Regions from separate parts of the Mus musculus genome. Here regions 1, 3 and 4 are each linked to region 2. The links are chromatin loops, found by intact Hi-C in ENCODE. Cell type or tissue: left cerebral cortex. All regions are shown on one strand. Each heading gives the region's core, and the rest is flanking DNA. Links, peaks and the distances in the headings are about the cores only.

The links. A loop is a pair of places that touch in the nucleus more often than their neighbours do. Peaks named below come from ENCODE experiments on the same cell type or tissue, not always from the same donor. Only the 100,000 strongest peaks of a DNase experiment are listed, where the experiment ranks them.
Region 1: a loop joins it to region 2, with 6 times the contacts of the local background. A loop is called at or near these places in 27 of 42 quality-filtered maps.
Region 3: it touches region 2 in a loop (7-fold over the local background); 17 of 42 quality-filtered maps call a loop at or near these places.
Region 4: it touches region 2 in a loop (4-fold over the local background); 12 of 42 quality-filtered maps call a loop at or near these places.

The regions. Positions count from the first base shown.
Region 1 is chr7:105,410,396-105,413,459 of GRCm38, forward strand. It overlaps the pseudogene Gm4972. Among named protein-coding and RNA genes, the nearest start is that of Cnga4, 7.4 kb to the left of the region's middle. In left cerebral cortex, for the core only: a CTCF peak has its summit at 1,672 (motif pointing right); a DNase peak (open chromatin) is centred at 1,686.
Region 2 is chr7:105,514,194-105,517,257 of GRCm38, forward strand. Gm36847 (a long non-coding RNA gene) reads left to right here. Exons shown (of 3, transcript XR_378395.4): 2 at 2,046-2,116. Among named protein-coding and RNA genes, the nearest start is that of Gm36847, 33 kb to the left of the region's middle. In left cerebral cortex, for the core only: a CTCF peak has its summit at 1,189 (motif pointing left); DNase peaks (open chromatin) are centred at 569, 963 and 1,139; H3K27ac peaks cover 1,127 bases.
Region 3 is chr7:105,169,342-105,172,405 of GRCm38, forward strand. No RefSeq gene overlaps it. Among named protein-coding and RNA genes, the nearest start is that of Olfr685, 10 kb to the right of the region's middle. In left cerebral cortex, for the core only: a CTCF peak has its summit at 1,586; a DNase peak (open chromatin) is centred at 1,601.
Region 4 is chr7:105,461,283-105,464,346 of GRCm38, forward strand. No RefSeq gene overlaps it. Among named protein-coding and RNA genes, the nearest start is that of Cavin3, 19 kb to the right of the region's middle. In left cerebral cortex, for the core only: no CTCF peak of the experiment used is centred there; a DNase peak (open chromatin) is centred at 1,811.

The DNA of each region.
Region 1 (3,064 bases), core at 222-2,721, 100 kb before region 2:
CAGAACACCATAGACTCTGCCCTAAGTCAGGGAAGAGAAAACAGACAGAAAGCCATAAAATACAACAGAGATAAAATCCCCTGTAAGTTGGATGGTTAGAAACGTTAATGAAATTGGCAAAACCCAAGATATTTGTATTTCTTATGTCATTAAGGAGGCATTCATGACTGCTATACACATAATATATTTTTGGTTCTCATAATGATGTTAGGAAGTTTACTATTATGCTCATTCTCTCCAGAGCAGGAAACTGCAGCCCATAGAGCAACTGAGAATAGATTTGATTTGTTGAGAAGTTACTTTACGCCAGGGTCTGGACCACATGTATTGTCTCAATTCATCATTACAGCCATATGAGAAGGATATCGGTACTATCTTCATGTTGAAGTGCAGAAAATGAAGCTATGGGATTAAATAACAAACCCCAAATTATAGGGCTCTTAAGTCACATCGAAGGAAACCTAACTCACATGAATAAAATGGAACCTACATCTAATTATTTTTATATTTATTTACGTGTTCATTCATTCAGTTATAATACCAGATTTGGGGCTAAAGCAATTCAAGCTCCTTCCTTCACAGAGAGCAATGTGACGCTTTTGATCAATCACTGTGGTAACCAGGGGAGACCAAGTCATTCCAGCTAAGCAAGGTTGTGACCTACTGTCAAGGTTGTCCAGTGTGAGGAAGTGTGATCTCAAGGACACAGCCACAAAGGTGGGAAGCACCTGCTACACTGGGAAGGGGAGAGTGGGGCAAGCATCTGCACACCTACGTTATGTGTGCTGCTAGATTTGCCCCCAGAGCGTCAAAATATGCCAAGGGCTTTTCTGCTGAGATCGCGGACTCTTGAGATTTAGCTCTTCTCGCTTCTAGCAGACGCAGACCCTCACTGTCTTCTCTCAAGAGTCCTGACTGCAAGATGCCTTGAACTGGCTGAAATTCAAGGTGTTCACCCTCTCCTGTTTTCCCAGTTAGCTATTCTCCTGCAGAAAAATTACCTGCCCATCCTACCCTAGCTCTCTTTTTCTCTCTCTCTCCCTCTTTCTTTCTCTCTTTTTTCTTTCTCTTTTTCTTTCTCTCTCCCCTTCCTTTCTTCCTTCCTCCCTTTCTTTCTTCCTCCCTTTCTTTCTTTCTTTCTTTCTTTCTTTCTTTCTTTGTGTTTGGCTACTAGACCTAGAAGACATATAGAAATAAATTGTGAAGCTTGAAAAGGAGTCAGATTCATAGGGAGAAGGGCTATCCAACCTGAGGTAAGACCTAACACAAACTCTAAGAACACGAGGCCAAGTGGGTGGATTCTTGCTTGGGGTTCAGCTGGAGTTGTCAAGCTGGTATCAAAATCCTGACTCAAGTTGGGGTACCTTTTAAGCTGGACTGAGATACTGCAGGTGGGACAGAGCATGTCATTGTAGGCAATCACACTTGAGGTTTGCTTCTGCTCTACAAAATCTTTTAGCGCTATTGAGAGCAAATGTTAGAAAATTAAAATGCAGATTAATTTATGAATGTAGAATTCCCACCAGCATCTGGTGGATAGAAATTTCTCCATAATGAATATCATCTATCACTCATGTCCCTCTACCTGTGATTTTGCCTTGAGAGTTCTGAGGCTCTAGCTGTCTAGCTCCTGTGGGCCCAAGAATTTATGGCCTCTGGGCTCTTCTGGCAGTACCAGATGCGGCCAGCAGAGGGCGCCAGGTTCTTCCTCCTCTTACAACCCTCTGTTCCAGGCTTCATAATTTGAAAAACTGTGAGACATTCCCAAGAAGACAAGGAATTTCAGGGGCAAGGAATAATATTGGTGGGCACTGTGATTTTTTTTCAGTTACTACTGTACTTTATTGTGTTCAACCAAATCACCATGTTACAAAAATAGCAAGCTGCCGTAATAAAAGATAAGGCTCCTCTATCCAGCACCAGTTAGCATCATTTTACTTTCAAGCCTAGAAATGCCATAGACACATCCAAAGAACACAACGGAGCAGAAGAGCCACAGCTGATGGATTCATGGGACCACCCAGTGTCCAGCTGAGCTACTCTGTGGTATCGCTCTCCTCCTCCTATGGTGCTTCATGCTCCTTAGGACTAAACTGTATGCACTTACAGACTGTTTACGCACTTGTATACAAATCAACTGAAGATGCAAATGTTACACCGGAGGTGCGAGCCTGTGGAGCCTCACTGTGCAGCAGCTCTGTCACTGTAAATGCTCTATGCCCCTTGTGTCTCAAAGGATGATGTCACAGACCACTTTACCCCTGCGGCTGCTGGCATTATTTGACTTCACTTTCCCTACCCACCCATCCCACAGCCTTTACAATTTTGTTTCTTCGGTTTTGATCGCCTGAGGTTTGATTGGTCCAGTTCTAACAGGTTTGGTGGTTATGGTGGGTGCAGGGGGTGGCTTTTCTTCTACTTTTTCCTGGCAGGTGCCAGGAGGGTCACTCAGCGTTTCAGGGTTACTTGTATCACTGTCCACTCTCTGGGCTTTGCCTCCTATCTGTTTGTTCTGTTGCTGTTCAGAGAAGAACCGCTGCGTGGACTGAAGAACCTCTGCTCTCTGCTTTGCCTGGGGTGCAAACTGTGCAGGAAACGGCTGTGTCATGCGCACTGTGGCGGGGGCTGACTGGAACTGTTTCTGATACACAACGCTGCTCATTTTGCTAGACTGGCTCTTTGGACTTGTTGATGTAGCCCTGAATGGACTAGACGTTGGCGTGGTGCTTCGACCACCAATTGGAGGTGTTCCTGGTTTGATATCAATGCCACTCCCAAAGGCTTTTAGTTCCATTTCAGACATTTTTCCTGTGGTCGCCATCATGCTATGCTGTGTTCCAGCAGGGATTAATCCTCGGAAAGGCTGGCTTACTTGGGCAGGACGGCTCAAGCTCTGAGCCTGTGCTTGTGGGGTCGTGTGCTGTAACTGGGGCTGAAGTGTCTGAGGCAAAGCAATCAGAGGTTGTCCTGTAGATCCAAAATTCGTCAAGGAAAGCTGGGATGCTGGTAAAGGTACTGTAACCTGCTGGAGAGCACTGGGGGATTGGGCAGTGTTATAAAAATT
Region 2 (3,064 bases), core at 239-2,738:
CAAGATGTCTTCTGGCACATGCACACATGCACACATGCACACACATGCACATGCACACACGCACACTAGCACACTAAAAACAACAACAGTAATTTTAAAAGAAAACAGAGAGATGACTCAATCATTAAGAACACTGACTACAGATGGGCATGGTGGCATATGTCTTTAATTACAGCACTTGGCAGGCAGAGGCCTGACTGATCTACATCGTAAATTCAAGGACATCCCGACATAAAGAGACCCTGGCTCAAAAACAAATAAACCAACAAGCCACTGGCTACACTTGCAAGGGACCCAGGTTATGGCATCTCAAAACTGTCTGCAGCCCAGGAGAGTCAAGACCCTCTTCTTGCCTCTGCAGGCACCAGGCACATACATGGTGCACATACATGCATGCAGGTAGAACACTCAAACACAAAAAATAAACCTTTTAAGGAAAGATGCTGAGGGTGACTTATGCAAAGCCACCATGTGGGAACCATATTTAAGTTAAAGCTCAGTGTAATTTGTCTGGATGACAAGCGGGTATAGATGAGGCAGAAGAATCCGTATGTGAAGGTTTCCATGGAGAGCATGTGTCACCAGGAAGAAAGATTATCACCGTTGCCTGCCAGGATCTCTGTCAGGCTGATCGTTAAATGGGGACAGGAAAGGCTGAGGGAGACAAAGCCGGTGTGTCCCAGAATTTTGTGTGCAAACATGAAGTACACAGTAAGGGGTGTGGTAATATGGGGGGGGGGGTTAGGGAAGGATTTTCAAAATCTCACTCAGGTAGCCCTGTGGAGGGTGACCTGCAAAGAGACAGCTTGAAGACAGGAAACCCAGTGAAGGAAAGCCAAGTTGCATGGTCGCATAACCTCTCTGAACTCCTCGTGTGAACAACCCACCCTTGTGTCATTAGGCCTCATCACTGATTCTATCAAAATTCAAACATGCACTTGATGAACAACTGAAGGTGCAAATGAACCACACTGCCTTTGCAACTAAGTTGTTGGTCATGGCAGGCTTTGGCCTCTGGGTGGCCTGTGCTTTGGGATTTGCCATCAAACCTGATCCCTTCCTGCCTCCAGGGAGTCTGCTGGGGGACAGTTAATTTCTCTCTCTCCCACACCTCACCTGCTTGCACCTGGGCCCCACCTCGGGACCTCAGCCAGATGTCTCTCCAAGTGTGGCGCTGCAGTGCCATCTGCTGGTGATTGGAACACCTGCAGGGCAGGCTGGAGAATGAATTAGGGTGGATTTAGGATCAATGGTTTCATCCTGCCCTTAAACCCCACGATTGGACCCTGTACCAGGAAGTCCTCACACACCAAAGGGAGCTCAAAATGAACGGAAGTTTCCTTGTTTAGATTTCCCACTAATAAAGACCCCGAATCATGTCTCAACAGTTCTCCATACAGTTCAGAAAGATAAGGGGTGTTTCGTAATGATATAGATGGAAAGGGAATTTGAGAAAATAATGACATTTGCTTAGCTTTTAACATCTGTACCACTGATGTGGCTGGAGCCTTTCTCCAACCTTCTCAGAGGCAAAGTTCCCACACTTTTGCCAGTGTCCCTAACTCAGTGACCCAAGAATTGTCCTCAGTACTCAGGACCATTGGCTACACGCAGGAATTTGAGGCAACCCTGGGGATGTCACTCAGTAGAATGTTTTCTCAGATTCTGAGATAATCTGAGCTCTGTCTACAGTGATTTGGGAGGTATCATAAGGGGTTCCCTCAGACCTTGGTGATAATGCCTCCTGCAAGCCTTCTCCATCCCACTAGAAAAAGACCTCTTCCTTGGACCCTCAGTAGTCAGAGACCTGTCCTAAGTCCTCAAAGAGCAGAGCATCTTGCCCAGGCTCCTCATTAGCCCGGTGCCCACCTTCAGCATGGTCACCCAGACCTCAGTCTCCTCAATGACTGGGGACTTCTTAGGGGGCTGCCTCAAGCCTTGTGTTAACCAGGTACTTTACACAGTCCCCTCAATGACCGGTGTTCCTCCCTCGGTTTCCCTCACAGCCAGGGCCCCTCACTTGGACCTCTCTGATTTCCCCTCAGGTCTCCAGTGACAGAGACCCTTCCTCAGATGCAATGTCAGAGAAGAGTTTCTTCACGGGATCCATAAAAAGGTACACATGGCGTCATCAAAGCAGAAACACCCAAATAGAACAGAAGACACCTTTTTAATGAATTCAGTTTTTGTAGAAAAGCATTGAAGAGATAAATGAAGCTTTATTGACCTTCCTTGATGATTTATTGACTTGTTTTATGATCGATACAGTTTTGTTTAAGATAACATAAAACCAATTATCAATGTTAAGGTGTTAAAACTTTCAACAGTTTTGATCCATCCTCATTCCTGTAGGGACCTGATACCTATCTATCACATGGGACTTGGTGGCTGCAGATCTTTCATTAAGGTCCAGCAAGTGTGATGAGCTAGACGGTCCCTTCAGACCACGCATCTAGCTGCTCTACAATTCCTTCTGGTCCCCCAAGAAGTTGAAGGCTCCAGGACTCTGACTCCTGACTTGTCCCCAGACCCTTGGTACAAACAGGACACAGCTGTGTCCAGGCCTCTGGAGGTATAGGCTCTACTGATCTAATTGGTGTAAACACAGAGATTTCGTCCCAGGAGGCCGGCACCACCTACCCCTGCCCAGACTGCTTGTGTTAACAGAGATTAGCAATGACTCTCCAGAATGCATCTAATCCTGTGACACTAATCCTCCCAGTTTAGTCACAGATAAACAGACCAGCCTCCACTTTGACCTCAAATCCTCTGGGGCTATAGCACAGGGTCAGAAGTACGTGTGACTTATGAGAGCGATTAGAGTCAGATAGAAGAAAAAAAAAAAACAACTGTGTCTGGACGTCCCATTCCCACCCCAACCCTGAGCCACCTTTTCCCTCTATTTTGGTCCATGCTTGGCCTTCCTGCTCTTAACTGAACAGAAGACGCCCGCCAAGGAACTCTTTTAAACATTAACCATTGTTTTCATCACCAACTGCCCCAAAGCCTATTTTTTGCCTTTCATACATATTAATAAATAGAGCCTCCAGGGTGAGGATTCAGG
Region 3 (3,064 bases), core at 340-2,839, 340 kb before region 2:
ACTGAACTCTAGTGGAGACATATTGTCCTGGACGTTATTGAATGTGTTTTTATGTTCACATTTGGCATCTGGGATTGGGGTGATTATAGGTTTATGTGCAGATAGCACATTTTGTCTTTGTTGGATGCTGTTTGGTTCCTTGGTTTCTGTTTCTTCTCTGGATTTTAGGTGGATGTGGTAGCTGTATGATGCCTGTTAGAAATTTTTCTGTGGACCTGACAGGCATGACCACCAGGGGCTCCAGGTACAATGTGTTTCTGGATATTGGGTGTTGACGCTTAGGAATGGTTCTAGGATAGGATCTGAGGGCATTCACAGGAGAGAAGAAAGCAGAGTGTTCCACCAAGATCTGCTCAGTTAGCCTCCTTGTAATGGGGGTAAAGAATAAAATAAGTCACTCCAGAAGGCCTGCCATAGAGCTTGGGATGAGACTGGGATTTGGATCTTGAGAAATAGTAGGAGAGGGGAAGATCTGAAGACAACCTGTCTGCTTCTCTAGTAGGAGTGGCTAGGGGAGTTAGCAGGGTGTGCCTGCTACAGGTGGTGCTGGGATAAAGCAATTAGTGGTGAAGGGGGGTTAGGAAAGGATGATCTGTGGAATCTACAGATGTGGGCAGTGAGGGAAGGAAGGCTGCAGCAGGTGTTCCACTGAAGAGTTAGGGATGAGACTAGAGGATTGAATTCGGAAGGATAGAGGGATTGATAAAGGCCTTCAGTTAGCATATCTGGCTTGCTCAACTGGTGTATTCCCAGGGGATGCCTGCTGGTGTTGAAAGCTGAGGTAATGTAATGATTTGGGGGAGAAGAGCCTTCTGATCCATTTGGGATAAGGTCAGAGAGGAAAGTAGGTGCTCTGCTGTAGAGGTAGTAATGAGACTGGGCCCTTGGATCTGGGGGAGCAAAATGAGAGGTGAACATCTGTATCAGCCTGCTTGCTTCTCTGATGGGAGTTTTACAGGCTATTTTGCCCATAAATCCTTCTAAAAGTAGCTTATCTATAAGCAACTAACCATGTTTTTAAAAATCAATAAATAATACTTAGCTATAGATGATGAACTAAATTGATGTAATTGTAGCTACAAATGATGGCATATATCCTTAGATCTAAAACTTGGGAAACATGAGGATACCAATTTTAAGAACTACCTGAGCTATATAGTTAATGCCAGGTTTCATAGTAACACACTGTTTCTATAGTTAAATGAACAAATAAACTTATTATGTATTTCATTTATATATATATACAGATATTGATAAAGTAATAGATTGTTAAATACCAAGAGTTTATACTGCCCTGGTGAAGGCTTGACTAATATGATTTGGTTTGATATTAGCTTTAAATGTCACCAAGGAAAGAAAATCAGAGCATGTGTTTTATTGTTTTTGATCTATTGAATTAACCACTAAAAGCCCCATATGCGTTATAAGTAGGAAGTACAGAATCTTCATGAAGTGACTGGCCCACACATAGGTTTTAGAAATCCCTCAGTGACTGCTGAAACAGAATTGTCAGCCGACTTTCAAACATGAAATAGCAGTGCAGAACTATAATTCGCTCCTTACTGTTATTCTCAATCATAGCCACACGAAGGCACTGTTGCCTTGCCAATAATGAAGAGTCTTCTTCCTTGCAATAATGCTATTGCTTACTCCTATTGGCTGTACAACTTTGACATTCCAAACTTTGTTGTCACAGTCAGCCTGTATTAGCAAAGAGACCTCTCATAGATTTCCTGTTAAGTGACAAAATGTGGAGCCTGGAAAGATGATTCAGAGGCTAAAAGCATTTCCTGCTCTTTCTAAAGATTGGAGTTCACAATCGCCTGTAACTGCAGATCCCATACCCTCTTATGGCTTCCACTTGGATGTGCACACACACACTCACACACACACATACACACACACAGACACACACACATCAGATAGATAGATAGATAGATAGATGATACATACATACATACATACATACATACATACATTATAGATTCCTTCAAAAGATATTTACAAATTTTCTATATATCACCAATTTGAAATTTTACTTCATTTTATCTACTCAACAGAGTGTTCAAAGGCTTCTGCTAGAACAATATCATAGTGTAGGAACCTCAAAACAAGCAACTCTTTTCTTCATCTGCATTCCCTGTCATCTTTACCTGTATGTGAGTTTGCTTCTGGGCCTGTCTAATTGTCTGGCTTGCTCCGTCAACCATCTTCACTGAGACCGGTAACTTGTGGGAAAACTGAGTGATACCCAATGGCATCACTTGTCGTCCAACTTTGTTAAAGTCCATTTCTGTGGTATTTAACATTTGAGCATGAAAGTCAGAAAAACTGAAAGAAGGAGGCAAACCCTGAAGTTACTGCTGTGTTTCACACTGTAAAACGTAATTTCAAACTTCTAAAACTGGGTTGACTGTATCAGTTGGCATGTAAATAGCATCTAGGATGTATCAGGCAAGAATTCGCTGAAGAACCACATAATCCGATCTTTCTCAACTTGTTCTAACAAAAGCATTCCATCCAACACAGAGTAGCACAGGTTAATGTATTTCTTGTCATGCACACAGTCATAGGCACCTTCAGGATGTGATCTCTAGGGTAGGATGGAGGGCTGACTGTATGTTTGGCTGCTTTTGTTACTGTTGATTTTTGTTTTGTTTTGGAGTTTTTGTTTTGTTGGCTTTGTTTGTTTTTTGATAGGGGTGTGTTTGGCTGGTCTTTGTTGTTTTTGAAGACAAGGTTTCAGTGTGAATGCTAGGCTGACTTAGAACTCGTTCTCCTCATGCCCCAGCCTCTCAAATGTTGGGATTATAGCCATAAATCACCACACCCAGCCAAGTGGATTGTTTCTGCAAATTATAGGTGTGCACTCTGCAGAAAATAAAAGTATCATTGTTACTTGAAAGAATGTGAATGACTACACTGGATGAAAAAAGAAAAAAAATAGATGAGCAGAGAGATATTACAGAAAAACTAATCTTGAATTCATGAGAGAACTTTCCCATGGAGACTTCTAAAGTAGAGTCCTTTCTTCTACCTGAAACTTCTTTTGAAAGAAGGAGGG
Region 4 (3,064 bases), core at 281-2,780, 53 kb before region 2:
TGCGAATAACTGACAGCAACTGAGTCTTGTCCACAGAAATGCAAATGACTTCTGTCCAGTGGGAAAGCAACCCACAAAGTCTGCTAAGCTCAATTTGTACATTCATTTTAATGTCCAGATCGCTAAATGTGTCTCTCTTGGGAATATCCTCTAACCAGGTTTGGACACTCCATGGGTCTCCATTAAAGCCGTGATTTTTCACATCTGTCATGATTTTGCCCAAAATGTATCTTTTAATATCTACTTTGAACTAAGCCACTTAATCACCGTCCTGTGTGCCCTTGCATTTGTCTCTACCACAGGTAGTGTAGAACTTGAAGGTAATGGTGTTAGACTTTTAAGGCAGCCCAGATTCATACTTTTCCTAGCAACTTAGCACAGAACTTTCCAGAAACTTTATGGTATCTTTCCTGCTCAGCAATCACTTGGTACATTTCCTGCTTTAGGTATTAAAAGGGCCTGACACATCTCAGCAAACATTGTTCTGGTCATTCAACTCCTCTTAACACAACCTATGTACCCCAAAAGCATTCAAATGTAAGGCTCTCATATTCTTCTAACTCTATACACTCTATACGATGCTAAACACGTTTGTTGAACATTGAGCTTTCTGCTTGTACCCAAAGAGCAGGTAATATGATAGATCATATTTTCCTCAAAGAGAGCCAATGCATTCTCTTCTTCTTTTGGTGATGTGTACCCCATAACCGTTCCCTGCATACTGTCAAAGGCTGATGACTAGGCCTGTAGCTTGGTGATAGAGCGCTTGCATAGTATGCACAGGGCACTAGGCTCAATATGAAGATGAAAAGTCTGGTGAGCTGGAATAGAGTAAAACTCTTGTCTATGAGGACTGCTGCCATTTCTAGAGTTTTATTTTGGTTTTGGTTTGAGAAAGAATATAATATAATGTACCCCAAACTGGTCTCCAATTTGCAGCAATATTCCTATTAAATTTTAGGTGTTTGTCATCATGCCTGGTTTATTTTCCAGATGTGAATAAATCAACACCTGCTTTCTTCATAAAATAGAATGCTTTGTTGAGTGTGGTTCCACATGCCTGAAGGCAGATCACTCTAAGTCAGAGGTTACCTGGTCTACATCACAAGTTTGGGAGCAGACAGAGCAAGATACACTTGATAGCTTGATCTTTAAAAGCTTATCCGCAGCAGGCTCCAAGCCTCTCCTGCACATCAGAAACATGGGACAACTGTGCCTGGAATGCAACCGCCATCCTCAGCAGAAGAATTTCTGTGACCCCCTTCCCCGTTCCACTGGGCTGGAATGTGATATCCAGGGCTCATCTTATTTTGGTTTTTCTTCAGTAGTCTTGGCTGCCTCTCTTGGCCACCTCTATGATGTCAACCTTGTTAGGGGAGGATACAAAAACAGGTTTTCATGCAGTCCAGGCTGGCCTCACACATACTAAGCAGGCAAGAATGGCCCTGAAGTCCTGATCCTCCTGCCTTTATGCTGATGTGCCACTACATGTATGATATTAAATTAAACAGAAAAAAATCGGAAATATATAGAATCCTCGATGTGGTTCATAACCCCTTTCCCTGAGGCCTGGTGTTTTCCAGAGTGTTTCTGCCTTCTAACAGCAATCTTAGGGGCTTTAAGTACTTCTGTTGTAAGTACTGCTATTGAGCTCCCTCTGAGTATCTCAGTACTTTTTGCCATCATGTTCTCTCTTTGCTGCTCCTACTGAGTCCTGACTAAGCCAAGAAATCCACGCACCTGGCACTGTAGACAGGGTCTGACTGTTACAACAATCTGTTCAGGTGGTTGTGACCCAACGATGTCTGTAAGATCACAGCTCTCAAACAGGCGTGAGGCTCTGACTTGTAGTCTTCCCTACTTTCATATCCACTGCCAGGCACATGACACACCAACTCATAACCTGCTCATAACACTCCAACTAGATCACATTTTCTGTAACTTTAAGCTCCAGTCTAAGTCCACACTGTGGTGCTAATGCATACATACAATGAATGGACACCATGCCTCTTACTCCTTTCAATAAGATTCGATCACACACAAAAGTAATACCTAAACCGTTTTTAAAAGTAAATATACGTTTATATACCCCTATCCTCTGTCTCTTCACCTAAAATAATTCACAGTTTGCAAATAATCTGATACATCTCACTCACTTCTACTTATGTTTTGATGCTGCCTCTGAGTTTGGGTGTCCTGTGTTCTGGGAACACTCCAGTACCCCGTTCTAGTGTCACATCAATACAGGCAGGCACCTCAATTGGAGGTATCATAAAAATGTCCATAAAAAAATAGTTCTATACATTTGGGTGGGGGTTTGCCTCTCTTCTTCATGCCCCATGTGCAGAGGCCTGCATTAGCCTCTTCATAACTGAAATCGCTGGTTCTGTGCTGTAAGATGCTAAAGCAAATGGGACATTTGTTCTGACTGACTTAACACTGCTAACAGTTCAGCAGTCTTTTATATTAAAACTATTGAGAGATAGGTACTGGGTAACTCGCTATGAGTTAGGAAAAAGTCAAGAATAACCCAACCCTTTCTCCACTGAACAATTTATGTGAATTATAACCTGGCTCACTGTGGTGCTTCAGCTTCTTTTTATTTTTTCTGTATTTACTGAATCTTTTAAATCTTTTTAAAACCCATTTCCTCTGCTTTCAGGAAATTTCAATTACCTTTACAGCTTTAATATTCAGCTATCTTCAGATAAACCGTACATTTATTTTGTTACTGTTGTTTAACCCAAATTATAATTACTTGTGTGTATATGTGTGAGAGACAGAGACAGAAAGACAGAGACAGAGAGACAGAGGAGGCTTCACTCACTGATATCTCTGCCTTGTCACCGATTATAATCCAAAGCAGACCATCTCGGGAAGATCACCTGCTAGTTATTAGCTTGTCCAATGATGGCTCCTGACACAAGAGGTAAATTTTGATTCAGAAAAGATACACCCATTCCATTTCTCTTTACCTCAGACATGCTTTTGGTTTGGTTGTTTTTTGTTTGTTTGTTTGTTTGTTTGTTTGTTTGAAACAAAAGTTGTTCTATAGTCCAGGCTG